Regions from separate parts of the Homo sapiens genome. Here region 2 is linked to region 1. Evidence: chromatin contacts called from ENCODE Hi-C or POLR2A ChIA-PET data. All regions are on one chromosome and are shown on one strand. Each heading gives the region's core, a stretch centred on a gene start or an enhancer-like site at or near the end of the contact. The rest is flanking DNA. Distances are from core to core; before and after follow the strand shown.

Evidence for each region. Hi-C counts contacts between places; a loop is a spot of excess contacts on that map. ChIA-PET counts read pairs that join two places held with the same protein, here RNA polymerase II (POLR2A). Pooled maps may share reads with other maps.
Region 2: a loop to region 1 is called in a map of OCI-LY7, with 6 times the contacts of the local background. The contact joins two enhancer-like sites. A Hi-C loop is called at or near these places in 1 of 168 maps with a recorded cell type or tissue (OCI-LY7), 1 of 37 single-sample maps with no recorded cell type and 3 of 50 pooled maps. POLR2A ChIA-PET finds 5 or more read pairs at or near these places in 3 of 52 experiments (OCI-LY7, activated CD4-positive, alpha-beta T cell and activated T-cell).

The regions. Positions count from the first base shown.
Region 1 is chr10:95,839,309-95,845,094 of GRCh38, forward strand. ENTPD1 (ectonucleoside triphosphate diphosphohydrolase 1) reads left to right here. Exons shown (of 10, transcript NM_001776.6): 3 at 383-500; 4 at 3,036-3,186; 5 at 5,168-5,327. The region is part of intron 4 of ENTPD1-AS1 (ENTPD1 antisense RNA 1); the gene reads right to left. Among named protein-coding and RNA genes, the nearest start is that of CC2D2B, 66 kb to the right of the region's middle. RefSeq lists an enhancer at 2,601-2,740. Within about 2 kb of position 2,548, at least 7 of the 41 ENCODE cell types and tissues checked have a DNase peak (open chromatin) inside an H3K27ac peak, as active enhancers do; they include OCI-LY7, where a contact is called at or near this core.
Region 2 is chr10:95,985,861-95,991,646 of GRCh38, forward strand. It overlaps CC2D2B (coiled-coil and C2 domain containing 2B), which reads left to right. Exons shown (of 35, transcript NM_001349008.3): 20 at 2,390-2,482; 21 at 5,510-5,601. All of the region lies in intron 2 of ENTPD1-AS1 (ENTPD1 antisense RNA 1), which reads right to left. Among named protein-coding and RNA genes, the nearest start is that of CCNJ, 55 kb to the right of the region's middle. Within about 2 kb of position 2,296, at least 2 of the 41 ENCODE cell types and tissues checked have a DNase peak (open chromatin) inside an H3K27ac peak, as active enhancers do; they include OCI-LY7, where a contact is called at or near this core.

The DNA.
Region 1 (5,786 bases), core at 1,298-3,797:
CAATGTGTAGACAAGTTTGGGGACTATAGATTAATGGCTTTCTATTCCTTCCATAGTGTCTCAGCTACTTCAGCATGTGGTTCTGAATCTTGGCTGCACATTAGAATCACCTAAGAAGCTTCTAAACAATACTGCTTCTTGGGCCCTGTTCTGCATAAGGTCTGAATATTTCTAACATGCAAACAGCATGAAGAGCCCCGTTCTAGCAGGGTTGTTGTCCTGGTAGATCTTGTGATCGGAGTGACTCCAGTGCCATCCCCTCAATGTTCCTCTCAAATACTTTCTCCTCATGTTTTTGAAAATTCCAGTCCTTTCTTTTGCAAGCCTAATATGGAGATGAGTGATGTGATACTGATAAGTTTTTGGTCTGTGTTGCTTTCAGTATGGGATTGTGCTGGATGCGGGTTCTTCTCACACAAGTTTATACATCTATAAGTGGCCAGCAGAAAAGGAGAATGACACAGGCGTGGTGCATCAAGTAGAAGAATGCAGGGTTAAAGGTAAGATGAAGACCAAGGGAAGGGGAGGCCAACAGTGGGGCATGAGAACATGAGAGGTGTATGACCAGTAGAACACAAGAGAAAAAGGAGTCCCACGCATAGGAAGCCAAGTGAAGAAAACAGTGCAGCTGCTGTTGTTATGTTATCGTTACAGAAAACATATTGAAATCAGTCGTTAATGATCAAAACCTAAGAATAAACACACATAAATATAATTAATAGTAGCTCCCATCAACAGAACACTTCTGCATGCTATGTACTTAGTACTGAACATGTGTTACTTCAGTATACCCTCATAATCTCCCTTTGAGGTATGCATTATTATACTAATTTTTTAAAAATGAGGGCACTGAGGTTGAGAGAGGTTATACCACTTGTTTGTTACTCAAGCTAGTAAGTGATGGAGCTGCGGTTCAAACCAAGTTCTGCCCGACTTCAAGTCTGCATCTTAGCCAGTGCTTCTCAAACTTGCATGAGCTTGTTAAAAACACAGATGATGGGTCCCATCCCCTAGAGTTTCTGAGTCAGCAGATCTGGAATGAAGCCTGATAATCTGTATTTCTAAGAAGTTCCTAGGTGATGCTAATCTGTCTGGTTCAGAGATTTATTGCTCTCTTAATCTTTGTACCCTGATCTACAGCTTGGAAGACATTTTTCAAAGCTTTCAGCTTCTGTGTAGGCAGGAAAGACCAAATTATAGGCTCTTAGGGCTGGGAAAAGGAACTTACAGATCGTTTAAATTTTGTTTCACAGAGAAGGAAACAAAAACCTGGAGGATTAGTGCCTTGAAAGTAGCAACAGAATAGAGACAAGAATCTAGGTCTCCTAATTACACTCTAGGTTTCCTGCTACTCTGAGCTGCTGCATTATATATCAATAATTTTTTTCTTTTAAGGTCATAATATGTTAGAGTGGTTGACATTCAGCTTTCAATCCCTTTACCCAGTACCCTACCATGCACCATTATACCACAGTCTCTCTGACTTTTATCTCTCTTAGCCTTTTGAGCTGGGAACCCACTGTTTATTTTTAGTCAGACTGATAGCCTAGATCCTAGAAGATAATTGATTTTCAGTTTGACAGCCTGTGGAATCCACTAATTTTCACAGGTCGTCAAGAAAGTAGTAGAGAGGAGATATTTCCAAGAGAGCAAGTCATTCTACCCAGTAGCCCCATCAATACTGACACTTTGGCCCCATCTGAGACAGTACTTCTGGCCTTTCTTAAAGCCCAAATCCCTCATTTTATTGGCTTTTATTTGACACACTGCCTTCCATTTTTAAAAGTTATTTTAATGGCCAAGCACGGTGGCTCATGCCTGTAATCCCAGCACTTTGGGAGGCTGAGGTGGGCGGATCACAAGGTCAGGAGATGGAGACCATCCTGGCTAACACGGTGAAACCCTGTATCTACTAAAAATACAAAAAAATTAGCTAGGCATGGTGGTGCGTGCCTGTAGTCCCAGCTACTAGGGTGGCTGAGGCAGGAGAATCACTTGAACCCGGGAGGCGGAGGTTGCAGTTAGCCGAGATCGCGCCACTACACTCCAGCCTGGGCGACAGAGCAAGACTCCGTCTCAAAAAAAAAAATCTAGCAGATGTCCTTCTTCTGAGACTTATCCCATGAGCGTTTGGCCTAACAATGAAGGATTCTTCCCTCTCAAAAGAGAGAGTTCTCTAGTTAATCAAATATTTAACACCAAATTTTCTGAATCAAAACAATTAGCTGGTAACTTAGAGCTGATTTTCTCATGGTTATTAGGCTGTTTGAAAACCTGTGAATGATCTGGATAACTTATTTGAATAATTATCCTTAAAGCAATTACTCTGCTATGAAGCACTGATAGTGTAGATATTTATCTTAATGTGAGATGAAAGTGTTGTTATAACTTCAAAAAGCTTAAGGAATCTTGGCTCTAATCCTCCATAGCAACAGTCGGTTTTGCTCTAAAACTGGAAAAACAGTTTTGCTAGGGAGGCAGGATATCGGAGTGGAAAAGTCACTGAAGAGACATAGATTCTGTTCCTCTTTCTTGTAACAGGAAGCAACTCCACCTCAGAAACTTTAAGGTGCTGGCCAGGATCAGATAACTAGTTAGTGGCAGCTTCCATCTTTTTAGTAAAAGCCAATTTGTCTGACGCTTAATTTTTATTCCAAGTGTTATCTTTAGGTCTTTTAGGAACTAGTGTCATTAATTACAGTGTTCTGGAGGAAATATCAAAAAGCAGCTAACAGAGTAGCTATCTATAATATCCCCATTAAAGTCTGAGAATGTTATGCAATTGAATATGAAATTGCGCCATCCAGTGGCAGAATTATTGAACACTGAACAGACCCAACTTAAAGTCTGGAAATTAAATCCTCTCAAGGCTAGGTCCAGTGAATTACCCTCTAAGTACAATAACCTAATGTATAGTACATCAGGAAATTGTTTTCTTGTATTTTTTTCAAAACACCATATTTTGATCTACTATTGTCAAGGTATGTTTTATAATTTTTTTTTAAAAGATTGTTATCTTCTACATTTTTTCCTAGGTCCTGGAATCTCAAAATTTGTTCAGAAAGTAAATGAAATAGGCATTTACCTGACTGATTGCATGGAAAGAGCTAGGGAAGTGATTCCAAGGTCCCAGCACCAAGAGACACCCGTTTACCTGGGAGCCACGGCAGGCATGCGGTTGCTCAGGTATAGCAGCATGTAGGGACCAAGAGTATCTGGGAGTTAGGCTTGGCAGTGAAAGAGCCTCTGAAGTTATGGGAAAGGGCCACACTCCCTAATACCCCAAGTTCTACACACCCAAGTCCATACTTAAGAAAGGATATTTTAGTAAGTGAATAAAATGTTCAAACTCTTAGTATATATAGGGGTAGGATTTTATGTATGTTAAAAAAAAAAGCCCCCTTGTGCATCTCCCTATGGGGGATTCAAAGGGGAAGGGGCACAGGGAGAGAAAGACTGGGCCCGTATACTCTGGGGTTTGGGGCTACAGATTTAACTATTCAATATCTGGGAGGAAGAGGATAAGAGGAGACTCATAGACATCCCAGGTCATAAATATTCACAACTAGCACATCTTTATATCACTTGATACCTGTGTGAATTATTTGTTCACTTGTTCATTCATTCAGCATATAGTGCCTGCTCTATCCAGAATATGAAAACTCAACCCTCAAGGAAATCAGTTTCAATGCAGGGTGATCAGTGTTTTAATAGAGGAGTGCTCAGAGCTGCTATGGGAGCACATTTGGCCCTGCCCAGGGTGAGAGGAGGTCAGGAAGACTTAGAGGAAGGGATGCCTGAACTGAATCATGAAAAATGAGTTGGAGGATCGGGGAACAGCTTTATCAGCAGAACAGACAGCATGCATTCAGTAACTGATGTTTATTCAGCACCTATTATATGTCAGGCACTGTTCTAAGTACTGAGGATACAACAGTGAACAGGACAAAGTCTCTGACTTCATGGAGCTTGTGTTCTACCGGATGTGCAAAGGTAGGGAAGTGTGAGAGGCATATTCAGAGGACTGTAAGTAGTTCTGCATAGATAGAAGATAGGTAAGTAGTGTAAAATAATAATGATAATAATAGTAGCAGCTCGTATTTATTGAGCCCGTCCTATGTTCTTAGCACTACGCTAAGCACTTAATTGCACTGTCATAACAACTCTATGAAATTAACAATTATTAACAAGATAAGGAAGCTGTGGCTTACAAATGTTAAGTAACTCACCCAAGGTCACACACCTGGGAAGTGGTGGAGCCAGGATTCTGAGTGGGATTCTGAAAAGGAAGGGTCCAGGTCACAAAGTGCCCTATGGGGCCATGCTAGGAAGTTTGGAGTTTATCTTAGAGATAGTAGGAAGCCATTAAAGGATGCTACACAACTGGTGACACTGGTAGAGAAGATGGATTGGAGGGGAGAAAAGCTGGGGATAAAAGGAAGGCAGTTAGTAGGTGTGGACGCCATTTAGATGAGAGATGACAGGGGCCTAATGCCAGCTGGAAGGTAGCATCCTCTCGCTCAGAGACTCCCAGTGTTGGGTAGCCTAGATCTTGGAAGCAATTGCATCCCATCTTCATTAAGACAACCCTGGAAGATTCCTTCTTTAGGTCTCAAGGTCTCAAACAGACCCAAGAACTGAGCTGTAATATGAGGAAGATTTTTCCCAGTCTGGCAGCAGAGGAGATTGGATATCTATTCCAGGTCATTTGCCACCTGGTTTCTACTAGAACCCTAATTAAAAACCTGGAGCAGAGTCTGGCCATGTAACCAGCTAGGAGCCACCCACAGTGGTTAATATAGCACACATCAGCTTCAGGTATGGTCATCAAACCATACCCAGCTATCACCACCACAGTAATTTTAAGAGCCTTTGATAACTTTTTGAGCCAGGGAACTTCAGAACAAAAGTGGTATTTTAAGGAAAACCAACCTATGAAAGGATTGGAAGGATGTGGATTTGGAGAGAGATGAACAAAATATTAATTCTGCCTCATCCAAAAAAGGGGTTTCTTGGACAGCTATGTGCGAAGATCCCCATCTCTTCATTTATTCCAGGGCATTATGGTTCACTTCTTAGTAGCACTGTGTGGATGCTGTAGCTGAAATGGGTAATGTAATATAATTATTAAAACAAAAATGATAACCTCAGCTCTTCCTTTGTACAGGATGGAAAGTGAAGAGTTGGCAGACAGGGTTCTGGATGTGGTGGAGAGGAGCCTCAGCAACTACCCCTTTGACTTCCAGGGTGCCAGGATCATTACTGGCCAAGAGGAAGGTGCCTATGGCTGGATTACTATCAACTATCTGCTGGGCAAATTCAGTCAGGTGAATATCTCACAGCATCCATGGAGGTGGCTCTCTGGAGGCCAATGCCATTGCTATCTCAGGCAGTACTTGGGTCGCTAGCCAGAATGAATGAATGAATGATAGATGGATGGATGGATGGATGACTGGATGAATGAATTTACTCTCACATTTGTAAGGGTCACCAGAGGTATAATTCTCTTACAAGACCTTCTACTATTGGGAGAATAAGGACATGTCTTTACCTTAGGGAGGCATAAAGGAAATTAAAAATTTATCATTAAAAATTAGAATAGCTAACATTTGCCTTCTGCTATGTGTCTCCCGCTGTGCTCAGCACTTTTCATGTTTTCTCTGATTTTATCCTTAGAACAACACTATGAGGTACTACATCATCCCCATTTTAGAGCCCCATATCGATGCCTAGAGAGGGTAATTAGTCTGCCCATGGCTGTACAGCTAACAAGCGACTGAGTGAGA
Region 2 (5,786 bases), core at 1,046-3,545, 150 kb after region 1:
GTCTTTTACAGTTGTGGATACAGGATGAAATAAGCCCCGGTCTCCCGTAGCGCTCCCAGGCTTATTAGGACAAGGAAATTCCCGCCTAATAAATTTTGGTCAGACCGGTTGTCTGCTCTCAAACCCTGTCTCCTGATAAGATGTTATCAATGACAATGCGTGCCCAAAACTTCATTAGCAATTTTAATTTCGCCCCGGCCCTGTAATCTCACCCTGCCTCCATTTGCCTTGTGATATTTTATTACTTTGTGAAGCATGTGACCTCTGTGACCCACACCCTATTCGTACACTCCCTACCTTTTTGAAAATCACTAATAAAAACTTGCTGGTTTTACGGCTCGGGGGGCATCACGGAACCTGCCAACATGAGATGTCTCCCCCAGACATCCAGCTTTAAAATTTCTCTCTTTTGTACTCTTTCCCTTTATTTCTCAGACCGGCCGACACTTAGGGAAATAGAAAAGAACCTACGTGAAATAACGTTGAATTATTGGGGGCGGGTTCCCCTGATAACAAATCAGTTGGAAAAGAATGAAGGATGCATTAACTGGTTCTGGAATTGTTATTCATACATGTGGAAAGAAATAAAATTAGATTCAGACATCAGAAAAGAAATAAATACCATGTGTAGTGAAGATTACTTGTGAAAAGCAAAACTTGAAATGGGCATTTCAATTTTGGGATACAAAGGTATTTCTTAAATAAGACACGAAAAGTATAAATTATAAAGAACAAGATTAATTAGTTTTTCTTTGAGATGGAGTCTCACTTTGTCGCACAGGCTGGAGTGCAATGGCGTGATCTCGGCTCAGTGCAACCTCCACCTCCTGGGTTCAAGTGATTCTCATTCCTCAGCCTCTGTAGTAGCTGGGGCTACAGGTGTGCGCTGTCATGCCTGGCTAATTTTTGTATTTTTGGTAGAGACAGGGTTTTGTCATGTTGCCCAGACTGGTCTTGAACTCCTAACTTTAAGTGATCCGCCCGCCTCGGCCTCCCACAGTGTTAGGATTACAGGCATGAGCCACAGTGCCTGGCCAGATTAATAAATTTTATAACATTAAAATTAAAAACCTACAGATTAGAAAAGTTATTCCCAACATATATAAAATTAAAATATTAATATCCAGAGTATTGTGTTAACTCCTAAAACTTAATACTTTAAAAGTAAATAAAGTGATATGAGGCCGGGTATGGTGGCTCATGCCTGTAATCCCAGCCCTTTAGGAGGCTGAGGTGGGCAGATCACAAGGTCAGGGTTTCAAGACCAGCCTGACCAACATGGTGAGACCCTCGTCTCTACTAAAAATACAAAAATTAGCCAGGTGTGGCAGCACACACCTGTAATCCCAGCTACTTGGGAGGCTGAGGCAGGAGAATCACTTGAACCCAGGAGGCAGAGGTTGCAGTGAACTGAGATCGTGCCACTGTACTCCAGCCTGGGTGACAGAGTGAGACTCTGTCTCAAAAAAAAAAATGTAAATAACGTGATATGAAATGGCAATATAATATTTTGTTAAATAAAAGTTGTTACTTGCAAAAGAATTAATTTCAGGATTTCTTATGGATAATTAGAAGAACAAGTAACTTACCTTCAGATAATGAGCATGCGTTGTTTCATGGCTGAAGATTCTAAAGTATTTACTTCATTATTTTTGTATAGTCTTTAATAATATCTATAATATAAAATCATTTCCAAGTGCATTGGGGATATATAATACTGAAAATGCATAAATAACAAATGCAAATTTACTTTATTTAGATGAAGCATCCTGACAATCTTATACTGACTATATATGTAATATTAAAATTATTTATTATAGTCAACACACATTAACTACTTAGTATATGCCAGGCACTTTACAGATATTATTTCAATTAAGTCTCACAAACAATCTTGTGACAGAGGCATTATTATTATTACTGAAGAGGAAAGTGGGGTCTGGAGCAGTTAATCAACTTTTCCAAACTGCACAGTTAGTAAATGCCAGGGCCAACTTGAACCTAGGACTGTCTGCCTCCACTGCCCATGCTCTTAACCACGTATTTTGTTTTTAGTGATACAGGGCAAATGCATACATGAAGAATCTTTTCTCAATCCTCTTCACTTTTCTAAAAAATCATTTTCTCAGTCACAAATCTTGTTCTTAATCATTACTCTAATTTAAAAGATGAATGGACTTCAATCTAGACCCAAACAGAATATAGTTAGAAACTGGTTTTTAGCCTATCCTCAGTGGGAGAATCTAAAAGAAATGTTTTCTTCTGTCAGTCTCAGAATGTTTCCAGTGTCTTACACATGGACTGAAGTGACTAGTGATATTTATTGCAATGTGTCATATGTGAACTCTTTGTTACATTCAAGAAGTGAAACTAACAATTCTGTATTTAGGAGTATGAAAGTCAGAAAGAGAAGGAGGTATCCGTTTCAGATGTAAATTCTATTACAGCACAAAGGATTAATTCTGCCAATTTTCTGAAAAAGGTAACAACACAGTATTATCAATATATTTGCATTTGTTTTTGTGAAAACTGGTCTGCTAGATCCATGGTATTATAGTCCTTCCAGAGAGTCAGATGGACGAATCCACTCACTCGTCACCTCTTTCAGATCACTGAGGAGTTTTCTGTTCTTTTCAGACCTCTTTTTGAGAGTTAGGTTACTTCATTGACAGTGAACTCATTATTAAAGCACATCCCAACCTTTTCTGTTTAAACATACATTTTAAAGACTTCCCATCTCTTCTTTGACTCTAAAAGTTCACCTTGAGAGATACCCCAGCATTTTGCCAGAACTCATATTTACTGGTGCCTCATGATGTCAAGGACTATAGCAATTCAGGAGATGAAGGGATGAAGGAGCTACCAGAGGCACACAGACAGTATTAGAAAAATAGATACGCTTTGAAACGAAGCCAAATAGTGAATATTTACAAAACACTCTAGCAGAGTCTTAACCAGGTTTGAGTGGAATCCTTCACTGGATTTCATGCCTGATTTCTATCAACCCCTCATCATGCCACTAGACTTAGAAGCTTAGTGCAGGGGCGACATCTACAGATCCTTAGTGCCTAGCATAGTATCTTACACTGAGAAAATGCTGATAAATGTTTGAGAAATTAATGAATTAAAGGATGGGAGTTGAGGTGGTTTCTACAACTCCTACAAAAGTAGACTCTTACCCACCTACATCTTCTTTGCTGTAGAGCACCAGTGCAGCCTTGCAGGGTAATTTGAAAAGAAGCAAGGAAAGCTATGGAAAGAGCTAAGAGATACATTCCAGATCCCTCATGGGGACAGGTGAGAGGCAACCATGTATAGCTAGTAGAGCCCCAGGCAGGTGTCTGAAGACCTGTTCTTACTACCCTGTGTGTCACTGGCAAGTAACCAAATCACTGAGTCCCACTTTATTTTTTACAAAAACGGACAATATTAATGCTTGCTTTGCTTTACATCCAATGTGAGGGGCAAATGAGATCAAACCACAAGTGTTCTTCTAGTTCGTACACCATGACTGTGAGATGGAATGTGGACCGCTGTAGCTCTCCCAGGCATGAGACAGCCCCCTTTATCACTGGCAGCTGTTTTTCCCACTCATCCCCTGCCTCTCTTACTTCTTTACTAGCTTGCTGTATGTTTTAAGTTGGGATGTGCTTTAATAGTGAGTTTGTGGTCTCGGGAAATAAAGAAGTGTTCTTGCTTATAAGAAAAGAGAACACATATCCTCCTTATCCTGTTTCTTCTTTTTTATGTAAGGAGAAGCCCAGGAGGGAGGGTAGCAGAGGGTTAGGAAGGATGTAAGAGAGCAAGTATCTGAGTATGCTTGAACTTCATACAGGAATCCCGGAAAGGCACTTTCCAAACATTTTGTGTTTAGATTTTAACTCCTTGTGAAGACTTCTTTGCTGAGGACAGTTTAAAACTACAGGTTTGAAAAATAAAATAAAATGAAACTACAGGTTTGGTAGTTTCATGGGATAATTACTATAATCAAAGATACTGGAAAAGTTTGCTTCTGGAGGCCTATTACGGCCATAGGTACCTAAATCCTTCTATGAGAGGAACTCATGGAACTGTGAGTTATGTGCATTACATTTCCTGCTGTGTTACTGGAGTCAGTGATGGCTGAGGCCAGGATTACAGCAGTACAGAATGAGGTCCCAGTAGTCTCAAATATTACTAAAGTTTTTACTGAAACGTTTTCTCTAAGAGGGTAGCACATCTCTTCAATCTGTCCATTTCATTAATTTATTCAAGAAATATTTATTGAGCACCTATTATAATCCCTGAGCTCCTTGAGTATATATTCTATAAGTCAGATAATTGGAAACACATTATTAGTATGTTACAGAGTGAAAGGTGCTATGAAAAATAAAGTAGGAAGAGAGAACAGGAGTTCTGGGTGGAGGGGAGGGGTTGGGGTGAGTAAGGGCACAATTTTAAATAGAAGTGGTCAAAGAATCCGGTAAGAAGGTAACACTTCTGCAAAAGACCTAAAGGAGACAAGGAAGCTAGCCATGGAAGTTTAGGGAAAGAATATTCTAGGCTGATGGAACCCAGCGTAGAAAACTTGGCGTAGAAGCACACCTGGCCTGTGGGAGGAACAGCCAGGAGCTCAGCCTGCATCGTGCCAAGGGAAAGTGGGAGAAGAGAGAGAGTGGCCAGTGAAGGGGCCACCGGGGTCTTGTTCACCTTCAAGGGAAACAATTTGTTGTCCGTGTGGCAGGATAATTTTTAGGAGTTATGTTTTTCCCATTCATCTCTCACCACTCCATTTCCCTACCCGCTTCAAGAAGATAACTAGGGTCTCGATTACATTGTCTCCAGAATGATCTTTGACAGGACAGAAAGCAGAAAATTGCCTCCAGACATGCTTCTGCCTGGTTTCATATCTGAAAAACTAAAGACAGGGTAAGAGGAGAAAGGGAAGGATTTCCTCAGACTAAAAAGGAGATGTTCAGAGTCCTTGGAGGAGCTAAGATCTGTGGGTTCTCCAAGTAGGAAGAGGGAGATGGCTTCCTTCAAGCACTGACTTTCTTGCCAGGCTGCCAGAATGAGGTCTTAAAGTCAGAATAGGATTGACTCGAAGGAAATACAGAAATGGGATCAAAATTCCTTGGGTTTGTAGATCAAGACTCATATCCATTACTAGTGGCTATTGTAGAAGTGGATTCACAGGGCAATTGTCTCCTTTGGTGAAAACTAGTTCTGGCCACATACACTGTGAGTTAGATGAAAAAAATAAGAGAGCAAAGAGTTTAGGATGAGATGAACTGGATGTAGAAAGACAAAAAAAAGTGGAAATAAACTAGCTTTGGTGTGACAGTGTCAAAGTTGGAAATTACTTTAATAATGGCAGCAAACAGAAGAGTATTTTCACTTGTCTAATCTCCTACTCCATTCATTGCTTGCAAAAATTAGGAGTAAAATATACTGGCACCGGTAGCATTGTAAATACTTAACCTTAAAATATAAACAATACATTTTTTATTAAATTCTAAATTTTTTTTAGGTGAGAAGGTTGATAATGAAGAGAATTGTTAAAATTAGCAAATGTAACTTGTCAGATATTGTGAATGATTATGAAGAAATTGTATCTACAAGGTAATTGCTAAAAACTATTAAGTATGAAATATAAACCTTTAAGATAATATCTTTAAAATCCTCTAAGTTCTCTATTTTTATTTTAATTAAGCCATATGTCAAAAGATGCGGTTTCAGATCATAACATGAAATATAATGATTTAAAATATTTGGTCAATTTAAAGTTGCATTTTGGGATCTCTACA